2 separate regions of the Homo sapiens genome follow, and region 2 is linked to region 1. Evidence: read pairs that join two places in POLR2A ChIA-PET (ENCODE). Cell type or tissue: Caco-2. All regions are shown on one strand. Links, peaks and the distances in the headings refer to the core of each region. The heading gives the core; the rest is flanking DNA. Region 1 overlaps HDAC11 (histone deacetylase 11). Region 2 has its middle 110 kb from the start of NUP210.

Region 1 (2,907 bases), core at 196-2,695:
GGCCAGAGGCAGGAGGTGACTCAGCCTGGGGAAGCCAAGTCTCACAGGGCACCCATTCATGTCCCTAGTGTTGGAGGAACATGGGAGTCTGTGGTCCCCAAGAGAAGGAGAGAGGTCATAAAAAGGCAGACCTCAGTTTGGGCCAGGCCACTCTGAGGGTGGTGTCCTCCCCTTCTCCAGGGCGTATGAAAGCCTTCATAGAATTTTAGGCTTCTACATTATGACTTTCAAGCTGTGCTCTGTCGACACGCCTCCGAGACCCCAGCCCCTGTCCTCCAACCATACATAGCTCTTTCACTTTGGTCTATTTTGTTTGTTTGTTTGTTCATTTTTTTGTTGGTTTTTGTTCTTGAAATGGAGTCTCACTCTGTCGCCCAGGCTGGAGTGCAGTGATGTGATCTCGGCTCATTGCAACCTCCGCCTTCCGGGTTCAAGCAATTATCCTGTCTCACCCTCCTGAGTGAGTAGCTAGGATTACAGGCGCGTGCCACCATGCCTGGCTAATTTTTTTTGTATTTTAGTAGAGATGTGGTTTCGCCGTGTTGGCCAAGCTGGTCTCGAACTCCTGAACTCAGGTCATCTGCCCACCTCGGCCTCCCAAAGTGCTGGGGTTACAGGCGTGAGCCACCGCACCCACCCTATTTTTTATATTGGGCTGAAGTTTAAGACTCTGGTCTAAGTACTTCTGCTGAAGTTTTGTTGAAAATTGTTGGTCTAAAAACTAATTTGAAACCCTCAGGGCTCAGCAGAGAAGAGAAACAAGTGGGAGGGCCGGTGGTAGAGTCTGAGGTGAACTCCTGCCCCTTCCCAAGGGGCGGCTCCTCAGCTCCACTGTGGGCCCGGCATGGCCAGAGCACCTGGTCTTCAAAGAGAAGCCAGGAATCCAGATTATTAAGTGACATTTCCTGATTTTTTTTTTGAGACTGAGTCTCGCTCTTGTTGAGCAGGCTGAAGTGCAGTGGCACGATCTCAGCTCACTGTAACCTCCGCCTCCCGGGTTCAAACAATTTTTCTGCCTCAGCCTCCGAAGTAGCTGGAATTATAGGGGTGAGCCACCACACCCGGCCCTGATTTCTTAATGTGGCACTCATTATAAGATTGTAAAAGCCCACCTGTAGACCAAACTGGGCACACTGGCTGCCTGCTTGTGACCTCTTTCCAGAGAAGGACACAGCTCCTATTAGTGGCTGAAGTTCTGAGGGCTGAGGCATTCAGTTCAGTGCTCTTTGTAGGAACAGAGGGGAGGTTGGGGCGGGGGCTTGCATTGGAATCTGGTACTGCCAGCCTGCCTTGGTGGGGGTGGGGTCAGGGATGCCTCAGGTTATCTGCCCCAAGAGTGTGGGAGCCCTGACCCCCAGGCTCCCTGGCTGAGCTCACCTTAGACTCAGAGCCACAGTGGATGCCTGAGGCCAGCAGGCCCCTCTGCTCCACAGGTGGAAAAGCCTAGGTCCAGAAAGAGGCTGTGCTCAAGGTCACCTGGGAAGTTGGCCGGGCCTTGGGGAGACCCCTGGCAGGTCATCCAGTCCAGTCTTCTAGGTTCCCAGTCAGGGCTGCTGCCTCCCTGCTCCCCAACCGCAGCCTGAGGTGTGAGAATTCTAGATAGGGCCACGACAGTGTGAGCACATGAAAGATTACCAGGAAGAGGTTGAAACCTGGCTCCTGGGAGAGAGAGGGGTGTGAGGCCTTGGCAGGAAGCCCAGTGCTTGGCTGCCCTGGTTTCCTGGGGCCCAGGCATGCGTGGTCACAGTCCACAGCCTAGGGCTGGGCCAGGAGGACATGCCTGCCAGAGTCCCGAGGGTGAGGGGAAGGAAGGGACAGGAGGCGCTCAGCTGGGGCAGGGAGAAACCAAAACAGAATGGTGTGATTGAACCAGGCTGGGGGTGGGGGGCCTAGGTTCCAGGGCCCCACCCATTTGAGGGGCCTTCAGGGGAACTGTGTTGGGCAGGCTGCATGCCTGGCCTTGGTCCCCCAAAAGCCTGAAAGCAGCTTACTATGTGATATATAATAATACAAAATAGCTGGGTGTAGTGGCATGCACTTGTAGTCCTAGCTACTTGGGAGCCTGAGGCAGGAGACCTTGAGCCCAGGAGTTTGAAGCTGTAGTGAGCTATGATTGCACCACTGCACTCCAGCTGGTATGACAGAGTGAGACTGTCTCTTAAAAAAAATAATAAAAGTATTAACAGGTAGAGTCCCAAGTAGAAAACTGAGGTTGAGGGTAGGAGGAGAATTCAGGTATGTCCACTGAAAAAGTTAACCAAGATGGTGATCCAGCTGCATATTTGGCTTGGAGCTCCCTGGCAGTCAGAACAAAAGGAGAAACATGATGGTTTCTACGGCACCTATTAAGATGAAGAAGTAGGCCGGGTGCAGTGACTCATGCCTGTAATCCCAGCACTTTGGGAGAACGAGGCGGGCGGATCACTTGAGGTCGGGAGTTTGAGATCAGCCTGGCCAACATGGAGAAACCCTGTCTCTACTAAAACTACAAAATTAGCCAGGCATGGTAGTGCATGCCTGTAATCCCAGCTACCTGGGAGGCTGAGGCAGGAAAATCACTTGAACCTGGGAGGTAGAGGTTGCAGTGAGCCGAGATTGCGCCATTGCACTCCAGCTTGGGCAATAAGAGTGAAACTCCATCTCAAAAAAAAAAAAAAAAAAAAAAGAAAAAGATGAAGAAGTAGTCAGTCATTCAACACATCTGTATTGAATGCCAACTGTACAGAGAGAATAAGACAGCAGGGCTCTCTGCCACCATGGATTTGCATTTGAGTCGTGGAAGATTAAAATTAAGGAAGCAACCACCCAAGAGCATTTTAGAGAGCACCAAGGGCTATGAAGAAAGTGAAAAATAGAGGGTAATTGGATGGTCAGGGAGGGCCTCACAGAGGAGGTGATGTTTGAGTT
Region 2 (2,907 bases), core at 284-2,783, 180 kb before region 1:
GAAATCCTCACCGCTTAAGACTGTGCCTGCAGGAGCCTAGAAGTTTCTGACCTTGCCTCCAATTGCCCCTCCCCCACCCCATGAGATGCCCCTTGTTCCAGCCCCATTCCGACTTCACCCCCTCCCAGAGCCTCCTCCACCCCATCAACTGGGCGCAGTCTCTTCTCCAAGGCTCCAGCACCTTCCATTCTGTGAAGGTCCTTTGAGCCTGGGCTGTCTCCCTCGCTGCCCCGCACGGAGGAGCCCCACCTGACTCATAGCTCTGCCCCTTCCCAGCCCGCCCCCAGGACGCTGCCAGCACATAACGTGAGCTAATGAATGGCAGTGGAATAAATACATGGGCAGGCAGGCATCAGGAGCAGACGCCTACGTCCCTAGGAGGCGATAATGGCAACTCAACTCTCTGGGCTTGGAGACAAAATTATCCACCTGGCAGCCAACAGGAATCGGCCTCCAGCTCAGGTGCCTAAGAAACAGCTCTTAATAATTTTCCTTTAATTTAGAACTTGAGCCTTAATTCCCCTCCCACATTCTGGCTAGAACTGCCATTTCAGTCGTTCCTTAAAACTTAACAAAGGGATTGCTGGGTGTGGTGGCTCACACCTGTAATCCCACCATATTGGGAGGCTGAGGCGGGCGGATCACGAGGTCAGGAGCTAAAACGGTGAAACCCCATCTGTACTAAAAATACAAAAAATTAGCCGGGCGTGGTGGTGGGCACCTGTAGTCCCAGCTACTCAGGAGGCTAAGGGAGGAGAATGGCTTGAACCTGGGAGGCGGAGCTTGCAGTGAGCCAAGATTGCGCCACTGCACTCCAGCCTGGGTGACAGAGCGAGACTCCGTCTCAAAACAAACAAACAAACAAAAACTTAACAAAGGGATTACATTGTCGCATTTAACTGCCCTCCCCTCAACACTCACACACAATCCGCTTGCCCACTGCACCCAGGGACCCTGTGGGAAGTGGACGCAGGTGGCCGAAACTGCAACTGTCACCTGCTCATTTGCCATTTTAAGATGCTTCAGTTCCAAACCCATGATATTGACGGGAAAAACAGAAACCTAATATGCACAGGCCAGGTGCGGTGGCTCACGCCTGTAATCCCAGCACTTTGGGAGGCTGAGGCGGGTAGATCAAGAGGTCAGGAGTTTGAGACCAGCCTGACCAACATGGCGAAACCCCGTCTCTACTGAAAACACAAACATCAGCCGGGTGTGGTGGCACACGCCTGTGATCCCAGCTACTCAGGAGACTGAGGCAGGAGAATTGCTTGAATCCAGGAGGCAGAGGTTGCAGTGAGCCGAGATTGCGCCACGGTACTCCAGCCTGGGTGACACAGTGAGACTCTGTCAAAAAAAGAAAGAAAGAAAGAAAAGAAACATGCACAGCCTCCTCTAGCCAGTCCCTTTTCTCTTCCTCTGTGTTCGTCCTGGGCAAGTTGCCAGGGAAAAGCTGAGACCATCTTTGAACATGGGTGAGCTAAAGCCAGTCCTTCCCCATCTCTGCAATGACGGTTTGGAGTAGACTGGGACAACGGTGGCCTCCTCTGCTCTAACTGCACACGCTGACTGGTGGTGACCACCTGGATGCTAGGTCGTAAGGAGCACTGAGGGAGTTCTGCTTCTGCAGGAAAGTGATGGGAGCGACAAGCAATATCTGCCAGGGCCAGAGGAGGCAGTGTGGAGACACATATGCCAGGCTTTTACCAAGTAGGAAGAAATTCAGACATTGAAAACTGGTGGCCAGGTGGGGCTTGGTGGCTCATGCCTGTAATCCCAGCAGTTTGGGAGGCTGAGGCGTGAGGATCACTTGAGCCCATGAGGTCGAGGCTGTAGCGGGCTGAGATTGTGATACTGCACTGGGTGACAGAGTGAGACTTTGTCTCAACAACAACAACACACACAACACAACAACAGCAAAACACATACAAAAAAACTGGTGGCCCAAGGACAGTTGTTTTGGCTCACTGTAGGTTGTTTTTTACAGTTTTTAAAAGTTGAATTTTATTGCCATTATTTATCTATTAGGTTTTATCCCAAGAAAGGTGGATGAGGGGAGTCTGGAAAACCAGAGGAATTGGCCCCAGTGGGGCTTTGTTCCCATCTGGCCACAGCAGCTGGAGCCAAGCAGGCAAGGCCATGCAGTCCAGGTCACCAGCATCTGACCCCCTGGCTCGGGTGTGTCTACCTGGCCTGGCAGCATCCATGTTTGTGACCCCTGGACTTGATTATTGATTTGTTTCTGTTGGTCCAGTGAGTGGCAGAGGGGACTACTGCTAAGAAACAACTCCTGGAGAGGTGTGTCACGGTCCCCAAGAGACTGGGGATGGCTTCCCTGGACCACCCAGGAAGACAAAGGAAGAAAAGTTCACGTTTATTGAGCATCAAATGTTTGCTCACCACTGTTGTGGGTTGTGGTGGGGGAAGGGGTGGTTCAACTCAGTAATTACGCCCACGTGGCAATGCTACGAAGGTCATATAATTACCATTTTGCAAACAGGGAAACTGAGGCTCAAACATGAAGGTTCCAAGGTCATCCAGCAGGTGAGTGGCAGAGGCAGGATTTGCTTTGCACCTGGGCCCCATCCACCAGGTTCGCTGGCCGCTGCTCTTGCCCCCCGACTCTCCCCCGTCCACTGAGAAAGACCCCAACAAGGAAGCTACTATGCTTGAAAGCAAGGAAGCAAGGGGTCTTTCAGATTCCACTTTCCAACTTTCCTGGTTCTTGTCAGTGGTCTTTATGGGCTTTCAGTGAAGCCTCTCCAAATGGAAGTGGTCGCCTGATGAGCTATGAAATCTTCCGCAGAGGTTCATTTGCTAATTACATACAACAGAAAACTTAACAACGTGATAGACGATCACCCAGCCTGTGACCTCGGGTTTTGCTTCTTTTTTTTTGAGATGGAG

Evidence for each region. Peaks named below come from ENCODE experiments on the same cell type or tissue, not always from the same donor. Only the 100,000 strongest peaks of a DNase experiment are listed, where the experiment ranks them.
Region 2: POLR2A ChIA-PET joins it to region 1 with 12 read pairs; 5 of 35 experiments call an interaction of 5 or more read pairs at or near these places.

What each region holds. Positions count from the first base shown.
Region 1 is chr3:13,483,625-13,486,531 of GRCh38, forward strand. All of the region lies in intron 3 of HDAC11 (histone deacetylase 11), which reads left to right. Among named protein-coding and RNA genes, the nearest start is that of HDAC11, 4.8 kb to the left of the region's middle. RefSeq lists a silencer at 1-39. In Caco-2, for the core only: no CTCF peak of the experiment used is centred there; a DNase peak (open chromatin) is centred at 1,302.
Region 2 is chr3:13,307,022-13,309,928 of GRCh38, forward strand. No RefSeq gene overlaps it. Among named protein-coding and RNA genes, the nearest start is that of NUP210, 110 kb to the right of the region's middle. In Caco-2, for the core only: a CTCF peak has its summit at 1,648; a DNase peak (open chromatin) is centred at 1,639.